Regions from separate parts of the Homo sapiens genome. Here region 2 is linked to region 1. Evidence: chromatin loops called from intact Hi-C (ENCODE). Cell type or tissue: IMR-90. All regions are shown on one strand.

What was found. Peaks named below come from ENCODE experiments on the same cell type or tissue, not always from the same donor. Only the 100,000 strongest peaks of a DNase experiment are listed, where the experiment ranks them.
Region 2: a loop joins it to region 1, with 6 times the contacts of the local background. A loop is called at or near these places in 39 of 110 quality-filtered maps.

The regions. Positions count from the first base shown.
Region 1 is chr6:2,101,943-2,106,942 of GRCh38, forward strand. All of the region lies in intron 4 of GMDS (GDP-mannose 4,6-dehydratase), which reads right to left. Among named protein-coding and RNA genes, the nearest start is that of GMDS, 140 kb to the right of the region's middle. In IMR-90, a CTCF peak has its summit at 2,529; a DNase peak (open chromatin) is centred at 2,519.
Region 2 is chr6:2,351,588-2,356,587 of GRCh38, forward strand. All of the region lies in intron 4 of GMDS-DT (GMDS divergent transcript), which reads left to right. Among named protein-coding and RNA genes, the nearest start is that of GMDS-DT, 110 kb to the left of the region's middle. In IMR-90, a CTCF peak has its summit at 2,493 (motif pointing left); DNase peaks (open chromatin) are centred at 634 and 2,464; H3K27ac peaks cover 869 bases.

The sequences.
Region 1 (5,000 bases):
ACCTCAAACAACAGTGTGCGCTCTAGTTTATTAATCAACAGGAATGCTACTTAATTAACCATGTGAAAGTTAAAGTAAGTAAGAAAGACAAACAAGGCAAGTATTACTTAAGCTATTATTATACTACACTGGAAATTTTTCAAATATCTAAGATTTTGTAAGATGTAGTCACGTAAACAAATGTAAAGCCATCATAAATTAAAATTGGTTATAAAATGCCAATAAAACATTGAAGTCCCCTATAATTCATACAAAATCTGTTTTTAGACTTTAAAAAGGGCATCAAAAACTATAAAGTGTATCATTTTTAAAAGCCCATTTAAAAATTATAAGCAAATTGAAAAAAATGTTATTAATTATCCAACATTTAATTATTCATGCAAAATATTTATAAAATATTGTCAAGGAAAATAAATGTTCTAGTGCTAATATGAAGAAAATTAATATGCTGGTTTTTAAAAAAAGTTTTAAAACAATATTCTTCAGTTAGTAAGCAACACAAATCACTTAGATTTGCCTGCTTGAGACACGATTCTTTTGAAACCAAGCAATTGAAGGAAATGGTGTTGCAATACTGTCCGTTTAATGAAAACCGTGGCAGTGAAAAGGTCACATAAATAATCTGCACGATGTTATTGCATTAAGAAAGTCACAGTCTAAATCTAATGCCTGCCAAAGAGGGGCTAAAAGTGTAAAAGAAAAAGTACGCAGTCACCTGCAAAACATATTATATTCTGATTAAAAGCTGTTTTTAAACAACCTTTTAATCTAAAACCCATTTGCTATCTCAAAAATGACCTATAAAGAAATGTTTATGTAATTGTGACTAATTCAATTATCTTACACCCTGGTTTTAAGAAATATATGATAATGAAAGTTCAACTTATAAAATTCCATTTAATTAAATTAAAAATTCACAAAATTGCAAGATTATGTGTTTAGACATCAGAATTTTCTTTGTCCTTGTTTTCAAACCGCCTACACTACTAAAAATATTAGGGTAACACAGATAATATCTGTGCATACAAACTGAAGTTAACACAGTAGACTGCTTAAAACAGAAAAACTACATACATATCTTCTTTTTCTACTGATATGACAGAGTATAACCAATTAATCATTAATAAGTAACAAGCAACAGCCAGAATATGTTTAATGCTTCATTAAAACAACATTGAGGCCCATTACAGTACACAGCGTACGATGCTGGAAACCACCTTATACCCTCGCAAACCGCATTCCCTTCTAACCTCATTTGGGGGAAGCAGCTAGAGGATGAATGGCAATATGCTCTCAAGTAAGCTTTTATTAAGTATGAGAAATAAATTATATTAAGTGTTATTTTTTGAACTCAGAAATGAGGGAAGGGGTTGTTAAGATATCAAATTTACTAAGAAAATAATTATGTCAGAAATAACGTTGCTGTCACAAGAGAGACTTGCCAGATACTGCTTTTAAGCACGTTGTTATACACACCTTTAGAATAAATTTTGTGACCCAGAGATTAGTCTGTGGTACTAAAATTCCTGAGAGTAGACCAGAAAAAAAATAGAGGGTAGGAGAAATGTTTTCCTAAACAATGTTAGCATTACTCTAGTGGCATTAAGAAGCCCTTATTTCGTTTATAATTAGTAAGATACTGAGGTGATGGGATTGTTAAGGACATGTTACAAATTGCTTTTCTACAACTCACTTCCGAATCTCAGTTTCTACTAAATATGATTCTACTTCATTAGATCCTCATGACTGTGATCTCACCAAATGCAATTCTAAAACTTGAAAATTACCTTGGAAATTTGTGAGAAGCCACAGAAAGGTCCTCGGAAGCACACACATATTAAATATTAATTATAATGATGACTGTCATCTTTTATAGTGATTATGTCATTATTTAGGAATGTTAATTAAGACATAAAATGACTTGTTAATAGCAAATGCATTCTTAAGCAATATATTTGTGCTTGTGCACTTAACAGCAAACCCAGTATGGGGACTGAACCATAATAGACTACAGTTCTATTTTCTAAAATGCTGACATTTGAGCAAACGTTCCCAGGGAATGTTTGCCTGATTCGTGGACTGACATTTCCTCTTTGTAACTTGCTTAACTAAAGAGGAGACATGCAGGCCAAACTCCACAGTGCCCGCAGGCAGCAGGCTATTGCTTGCCGCTGCAACTTGTGCGTGGTTTCTCTTTTACTTCCCTCTGGCCCTACTGCCCCTCAGCCCTTCACTGTCTCTTTATTTTGACATGCATATTATCTTAGCTGATTTCAATCATCTTACAGGAGTGGATGACATACCTTAAAAGATTAAGCTTCCCCACCTGGGATTTGTCCAGAAATTCAGTGTATTACAGCTTCTCAGAGCCTTCTTCGTTCTCCTATATTCTTGTGTTATCAATAGTAGCTTTCTTTCTTATTTTATGTTTAAGTATGAGACACAGGCAGCTATGCTGATGGAGTCAGTTTGTACTGTCACTCATCTTTCACTACAACTGCAAGGTTCACTTCCTTTGTCTAATTCTTTGCTGCCATCTATGTGTATAAAAGAGCACAACATTCTTAAACACACCAGAAACTTCCTCAGTTTCAAAAACAATCATGTCTCTAATCTAGAGGGATGAAGAAGGAAGCTTTAGGGATAATTTGCTTCCCTACACAAACGTAAAGCTTATTGGAAATTTCCATTTCTTTCTCTGTGAAGCAAATTTATAAAACTGAAAAATGACTGAAGTTACATTATTTAACATAATATTATTGAACATAACCAATAGATTTTTTCCATTATTGCTGCTGATAAATTTTAATTTGGCAAATTTGATGAACTTATGCTTGAAAAACAAAAGTTGAAATTTTAAGTCACTTAAGTAAATAATTCCAATAAGATAAATTAATTTTTGCTAAATTGCAATCTAAATATCTTGCCAAATGATAGAGTGAAATGATCACTAAACCTAACCGGGTGCGGTGGCTCACGCCTATAATCCCAGCACTTTGGGAGGCTGAGGCGGGCAGATCACAAAGTCAGGAGATCGAGACCATCCTGGCTAACATGGTGAAACCCCGTCTCTACCAAAAACACAAAAAATTAGCCAGGTGTGGTGGCAGGCACCTGTAGTCCCAGCGACTCGGGAGGCTGAGGCTGGAGAATGGCGTGAACCCGGGAGGCGGAGCTTGCAGTGAGCGGAGATCACGCCACTGCACTCCAGCCTGGGTGACAGAGCGAGACTCCGTCTCAAAAAAAAAAAAAAAAAAAAAAAGAAATGATCACTAAACCAAAACACTTTCCTAATATTTAATATAAAGCAAATGCAAAGCAAACAGATGAAAAAATTATTTACACACATTATGTAAACAACCAATAACTCAAATATTGTGACATAATAATCGACTAACTTCTGTCAAATATTCAAACACTTCTTCTCTAGGGAAGATGGAGAAATGTATCAGACCACACTAAAGAGCCTCTCAGCCTCCCCTTTAGGACTGACCATACTGGCTCTGAATTGTCCTAAGATAAGTTAGTGTCAAACAAACAAATAGAAAGGCACTCTAGTGTGAGCCATATGGGAATGTTACAACAAACAAAAAAACCCTGTCCCCTACACCATGTAACAATTAATCCATGCACTCAGGGTAAAGACTGGTTATTTACCATCAGTACTAATAATGTGGGTTGACAGTCTTGAAGAATGTCCTAAAAGGTTTATTTTGTCAATACCACTAATTTCTAAAAGACTTTACTGTTATATACTAAAAAAATAAAAACCTGGCACCAATGAAATATATGGAATGGGAGTAGAAAAGAAACTCAGGAACAGGTTTTTTTACCCTGATATACCAAACAGCATAAGAAGTGCGAAACTGCTGCCTCTTCTCTATCAGCTCCCATTTAGAATAACTGCATAATTGCTATCAACACAATACTCCTCTTCTCTGGCAAACATTTCACTTTAATTATCAACACTAGAACCGTACACAAGTTGAGCTAACCTTTCAGGGTGCAACATTTTCTAAAGAATCAGTCTCTTAACGATAAACTGTTAACGGAGCTGTAACATGCCAAACCAAGGCTTGATGTGCGGTTTCTTATAAATAAAGCAAATCTAAATTCGCTGTGGATTACACTTTAAATTAACATTTCCAAACTAGGAACATACTCTGCCATTTTTCAAAGAGTAAAAGTGATACCTACTAATCACTCATCTTCGATCTTAGACATTTTTCAAAAAATAGAAATCTGATACATTCAAACCATTTTCATATGATTTATTTCTTGCTGGCACTGGTAAGGTATCCAATTAATGATTTACAGTACAAAGTAGCAGAAAAAATTCTTACGCATTACATTTTTTGAACTAGAAAAGATTTCATTTTATTTTACCGTACTAACTTTAAGGATCCAACTTTAACAAGGCAAATTTTATAAACTCCGCCATATGTAAGGATAAAGTAGAAATCATATTTAATATCAAGCTTTACTATGTATTTTAAAAGAGGTATTAAGTCTAATTTTTTTAAATATACATACAAATTTTGGGGGCGGGGGAGATACATTATGGTATTAAACAAAGTATCATTTATGTCTTCACCTTAATTTATGTAAATTACATACTGTAATCTAATCAAGAATCCTGGCTGGGCAAGGTGGCTCATACCTGTAATCCTAGCACTTTGGGAGGCCAAGGCAGGTGGATCACCTGAGGTCAGGAGATGGAGACCGGCCTGGCCAACATGGTGAAACCCTGTCTCTACTAAAAATACAAAAATTAGCTGAGCGTGGTGGTGGGCACCTGTAATCACAGCTACTCGGGAGGCTGAGGCAGGAGAATTGCTTCAACTCAGGAGACAGAGATTGCAGTGAGCCAATATGGTGCCACTGCACTCCAGCCTGGGCGACAGAGCGAGACTCTGTCTCAAAAAAAGAAAAAAAAAAGGAAAAGTTTTACTCACAGTGTATTTACTAACTTACTCTTTACCCACCATTTTTATAAATAG
Region 2 (5,000 bases), 250 kb after region 1:
TGCCAGCATTGGAGACCCTCAGACACAGTGTGGCTGGTGACCACTGGAGGAGGCAGGGTTCAGGTTCCTGGGCATCTGCAGGCCAGCTCTCAAACCCCCACCCACCTCCCACTTCCCCCCGAACCCCCGGCTCTCCACAGCTTGCACCTATCCTATCTGGAGTAGTAGTGAGAGTTGTATCCCTTAATTCCCATTTTTATTGGGTTTCTGGACAATGCTGGAAAGCATTCAAAATAGCTCATATTTTACTCTTACCTTGTGAGTCTAAGTAAAGACCCATTCATTTCAAGAAAAATAACTTGCTTTTGGTTCTGTCCCTGGAGCTAGAAAGTTTGCTGTTAAGTAGATTGATTACGCATCAGCCTGGAATAGCTAGTTCCTTGCTGTGTGGCCTTGGGCAAGCCACTCAAGTGCTCTGGGCTGTCATTTACTCACCTGTGAACTAAGAGGGCTGAACTGGATGATATTGAAGGTCCCTATTAGCTCTAAGTCAGGGCCCAGCATGCAGGCATATCAAGTTTCTTTTCTTCATTTTCAAAAAGTAAGCTTCTGAGAATATTTTTGACCATATTGCAAAGTCAAATAATTATTGAGTGAGTCTGTTATTTCATGCCATTCCTTTTCTACTAGCTAATCTAGTTTGCAAAATACCCTATGCTGCTGGTGAAAGGAAAAAAAAAAACAAAGTGTGAACCCAAAACTCATGATTCATTCTAAGTTAGTTCAACAGATTAGTTCCTCATTCTCTCAGATCTCCAGGGAAGAGACATCAACACCAGCCCATCGCTGATACCCTTTGTCCTGGCCTCCGGAGCGCTCCCTGCACAGTCCCAAGTCTGCAAGAAGGGGGATCTTTTCTTGAAAACCTACAGTGCTAATAATTGTCAAAAATATATAAATTCTAAATTTAAAATTTAAGGTATTGGTGCCTATGAAATGTCCCCAACACAAAGAAATGATAAATGTTTGAGATGATGGAAATGCTGATTACCCTGATCTGATCACTCACTTTATATGTATTGAAACATCATTATGAACTCCATGAATATGTATAATTGTTATTAGTCAGTTAAAACAAATAAAACTAAAAATGTTTAACGATAAGAAGAAAAAAATGTTGTGTTGTCAACACTAAGTTTTAAAACACGCTATAAGGTGGTTACTGAAAATTGCCTGCTGTGCTTGGTATGTTGTGCACAGCATTATGGTTATTTATTTGGGGGTGTTTCTGGTTGTCTTCTCTTGCCCCTGTCGCCACACACAGCCCATTGTGCAGCATTATGAGTGTCTCTTGGGCCAAATTTTCTGATCTCAGGTCCAGGATTTTTATTTCTTAGTGATAATAGTATGCATTTTTAAAAAGTATAAATGATTAGTATCAAATTCTAATATGTAGCTTTAAATTGGAAAATTTTTAACTAGAAAAATTTTAACATCATATACAGGCTAGAGTCTTTTTTTCTGCCAGTCTTTGTGGATTTTACTGGAAAAATATACATACATCCCATGATAGAATTTATTCTCTAGAAGATGATTGGCAAACTTTGGCCTGCAAGGCCAAATCTGTCCTTCCTCTGCATCTGGTACTACTCTTGAGTTAAGAATGGCTTTTACGTTTTTAAGTGGTTATGTAGGTGCCCACGTAATAGTCTCGACTTTACCTCTTGGTCCCCAAAGCCTGAAATATTTATGATCTGATCTTTTAAGAAAAATTTGCCAACTCTATTCTACAGAAAAGGAATGAACAACTAACTCAGCAATGCATATGGAGAGGAGAGGAGCATGTAAGTAAACCTGAGAACTTTGGTAATAAAGAAAGAGAAAATTTTATTCAGATTATACAGAAGTATTTACATTTATAAATGCCTCTTTGACAATATGATCGGTTTCAGTTTATCTTGTTGGCATGATTCAAAGCCCTGGTGTCAGAGATTGTTCCATTAAGTAGGCAGATTACACACACACACACAGATAAGGACATATCAAGTAAAAGCACAATTAAAGAGAAGTTCGTGGGAAGATCCTGATTTGCATACCCAGAGTGGGTCTGTATACACATTAATCTGACAGCGGCCTGGACGATTTTAATGTTTCTAACTCCGAATATAAACTTGTGTTTCTCTCATGCAGATGTTGCCCTTTCTTCTGCTTATAGGAAAATTCCCATGTAGTTTCAAAGCCCTGTCATGGGCAAGGTAAACAGTGGTGCTAGCTGTGAACAGATAAAATGTATATCCATCGATTAACTAAGCCTTGGAAATGAAACACGTCCTGTCTCTTGAATGCTGTACACAGAGCCAAGAGAAATAGACGGATCATCAGGCTTTACAAAGGGAGTTCACAGTAGTCGCTGATATGAGGGAATAATATCTTTGAAAGTTTCAAAACACAGATAAGATGAACTCATTTGTATTTCTTGGGAAATACTCTTCTGAAACAATGAGAAGCTCTTGCCAGGTTTAGGCTGTTCTGGTATGCAGTCAACACCGCCACCAGCTGGCCTAATTGAGAAAGACTATTTGTGCCTAAATTTCTCTTACAGAAACTATGTGATAAAAATAAAACACCTGGCAGAAGGACGCAAAGCTCTATCATTTCAAAATTCAGTTTTTTTCCTGTTTTGTGAAATGGCTTTCACAGAAATGTGCCTTTAGGTGTGACTGTTATCTTTTGATAGGAGTGAATACGTATTGGTATCATATGCAGCTACAAACCATTTCCAATATACGTATAAAATAATGGGAATTATGGATCTTTGTGGTGCTAATAATTACGTTTGTAAATACCCTGGTTTCCATTTTTTTGTCTTTCCATTTTCAAAATATGTGTATAGTGGAGACAAAGGAGAAGAGGGTGAACCTTACATTAACCGATTATATCTCATGCTGGCAGGCATTCGTGAAATGTTTGGTGAAAGGGAAGTTTAAAATTACTGATTAAAGTGAGGGTCTGTGTTTACTAAAGCATTGTACTTTAAAGCCATTCTTCATTGATATAGAACATTTCAATGGCGTTCTGTTGATTTAATCGTAAAGGTTCTGATGTTTATATCTGCTTATACTCTTCTACTGCAAACATTCACTTCCCAACAAATTTATTCGAACCACACATTACATTTTGGGAAGTTATGTTAACCAAATATTGTTGCTGCTATCTCTGTAATATGACTGCATTTAACTTTACTTTTGAATTTGTTTTTGAAGAGAGTACTTGCAGACAATGGGAGCTGCCTGGAAGAAATACATATAAGCAACATTTGTGTAATGGGCTAAATCCTTTGAAAAGCAGTGGTGGAGGTGGTAGTGGAGGGGTAGGATTGATTTAGGGAAGTCTACGTGTGTGTTAGCTGAAATATCTAAATCTGAAAGCAATGATAATACCATATGTAAAATTTCCAATGCATGTAACTTGAAGTATAGTATATATGCCCAAAGACATACTTTATTCTTTGACAGATTTCTAAGATTTCTAGTGAAAAATGAAATTAAAAACCCCGAGCAACAACAACAACAGCAACAATCTAAGAGAAATATGACATTAAAAACCCATTGATCGTAGTTTTAGACTTTAAAATGACTTGTAATATTAAAAGCTGGGACAGAGAACAAAAAGTGTGTCTGTATTAACACACAAATCAAATATTTTGGTTAAAACCATATTTTGGTTCCTATTCTTAAGGCAACACAACTTATTTTCAGCAATTCCGTCTTCTTGGACTCTAAGCAAGTTTTAAGACTCTTGGAGAATAGCCCAGGGTTTCTTACTTAGTGGTTAAAGTCTATTTGGAGTGCTTGGCACTTGTAATACTTTAAACATTAGTTTAAACTACTCCTCGCTGAAATGATGCTGTTGGCTTTTTGAACTGGGAGACGCCATAACCACCACCTGATCCAACCCTCTTTTTGGGGGGAAATGGAGGCCCTGTGTAGCCAAGGAAGTCATCTCAGTATCAAAATGTGTTTCTGAGTTAGGACGAGGACGTACGTTAGAGTAAGCAGTGGGTGTACTTCCTAATTGAATGAGTATTCTCATGAAGCACTAACTAAACTTTTTTCTTGACTGTTGTTCACACATTCATTGTTCCACTTTGGGTCTACTATGTCTTAAAACAATCTTTTGGGTCTATACATTTAAAAAATTTATAGTATGTGATGATGCATGTTATATGTATTGATGCATGAGATATGCCAAACAAATCAATAGCATCCATGTGATTTAAAAATTAGCGTCTTCATTAAAAGATGAGTTCACAGTTAGACTTTAGCACTCCACGCAACTACTAGATCTGCTTAAGGACAGTGAGAACATGTGGCTGCTGCTGAGTGAGAAAGAAGAGGGAAACTGTTGACAACTACTTATACTTTCATTACTATCCTTCATAGACATATTGATCCCAAATGATGAACCATTCTATCCAATCATTTGTTTTTTATTCATTCATTCACTTATTAATTCATTCTGTGTTGTCTTTATTAAGGACAGCCTATTATGGCAAAACTTGTGTTAAATCATATGTGGAAAGAGGAAAGTGGAGAAATTAAAGAAAAAGGTGCTCTTGTATTTGTTTCCTAATTCTTCTAGTGGGTATTTTTAATCTTCTTTTTGAGCAGAGCAGCCTGTGAAGTTTCCTGGTCTTTTTCTTCTTTTCAGGGCTGTTCCGCAGGGCTCCTTTTTGCTTAGAGCAACATAATGTTTCATTAATATGGACTCCCAAGACATCTATTGCTCTGGAGCAAATTTAGAAAGAGCTGGCATACTGTATTTTAATATTAAATTAATGTGGATTAGCCTATGTATGGCCAGCTGCACTTTTACATCAACCGTTTAGACATATACAGGAAGTCTTTCTTCCTGTGAAAAAAATGTACTTTAATAATAAAGACTAATTTTGAATGCTTCCAAGTAGCGATCCTGATTTGGTAGATTGCTCATAGACAAGCATTTTTTCCCTTGTTTATCTGGGCTCTTTGCTGTAACTTGCCTGAATTTTTCATTTCGTA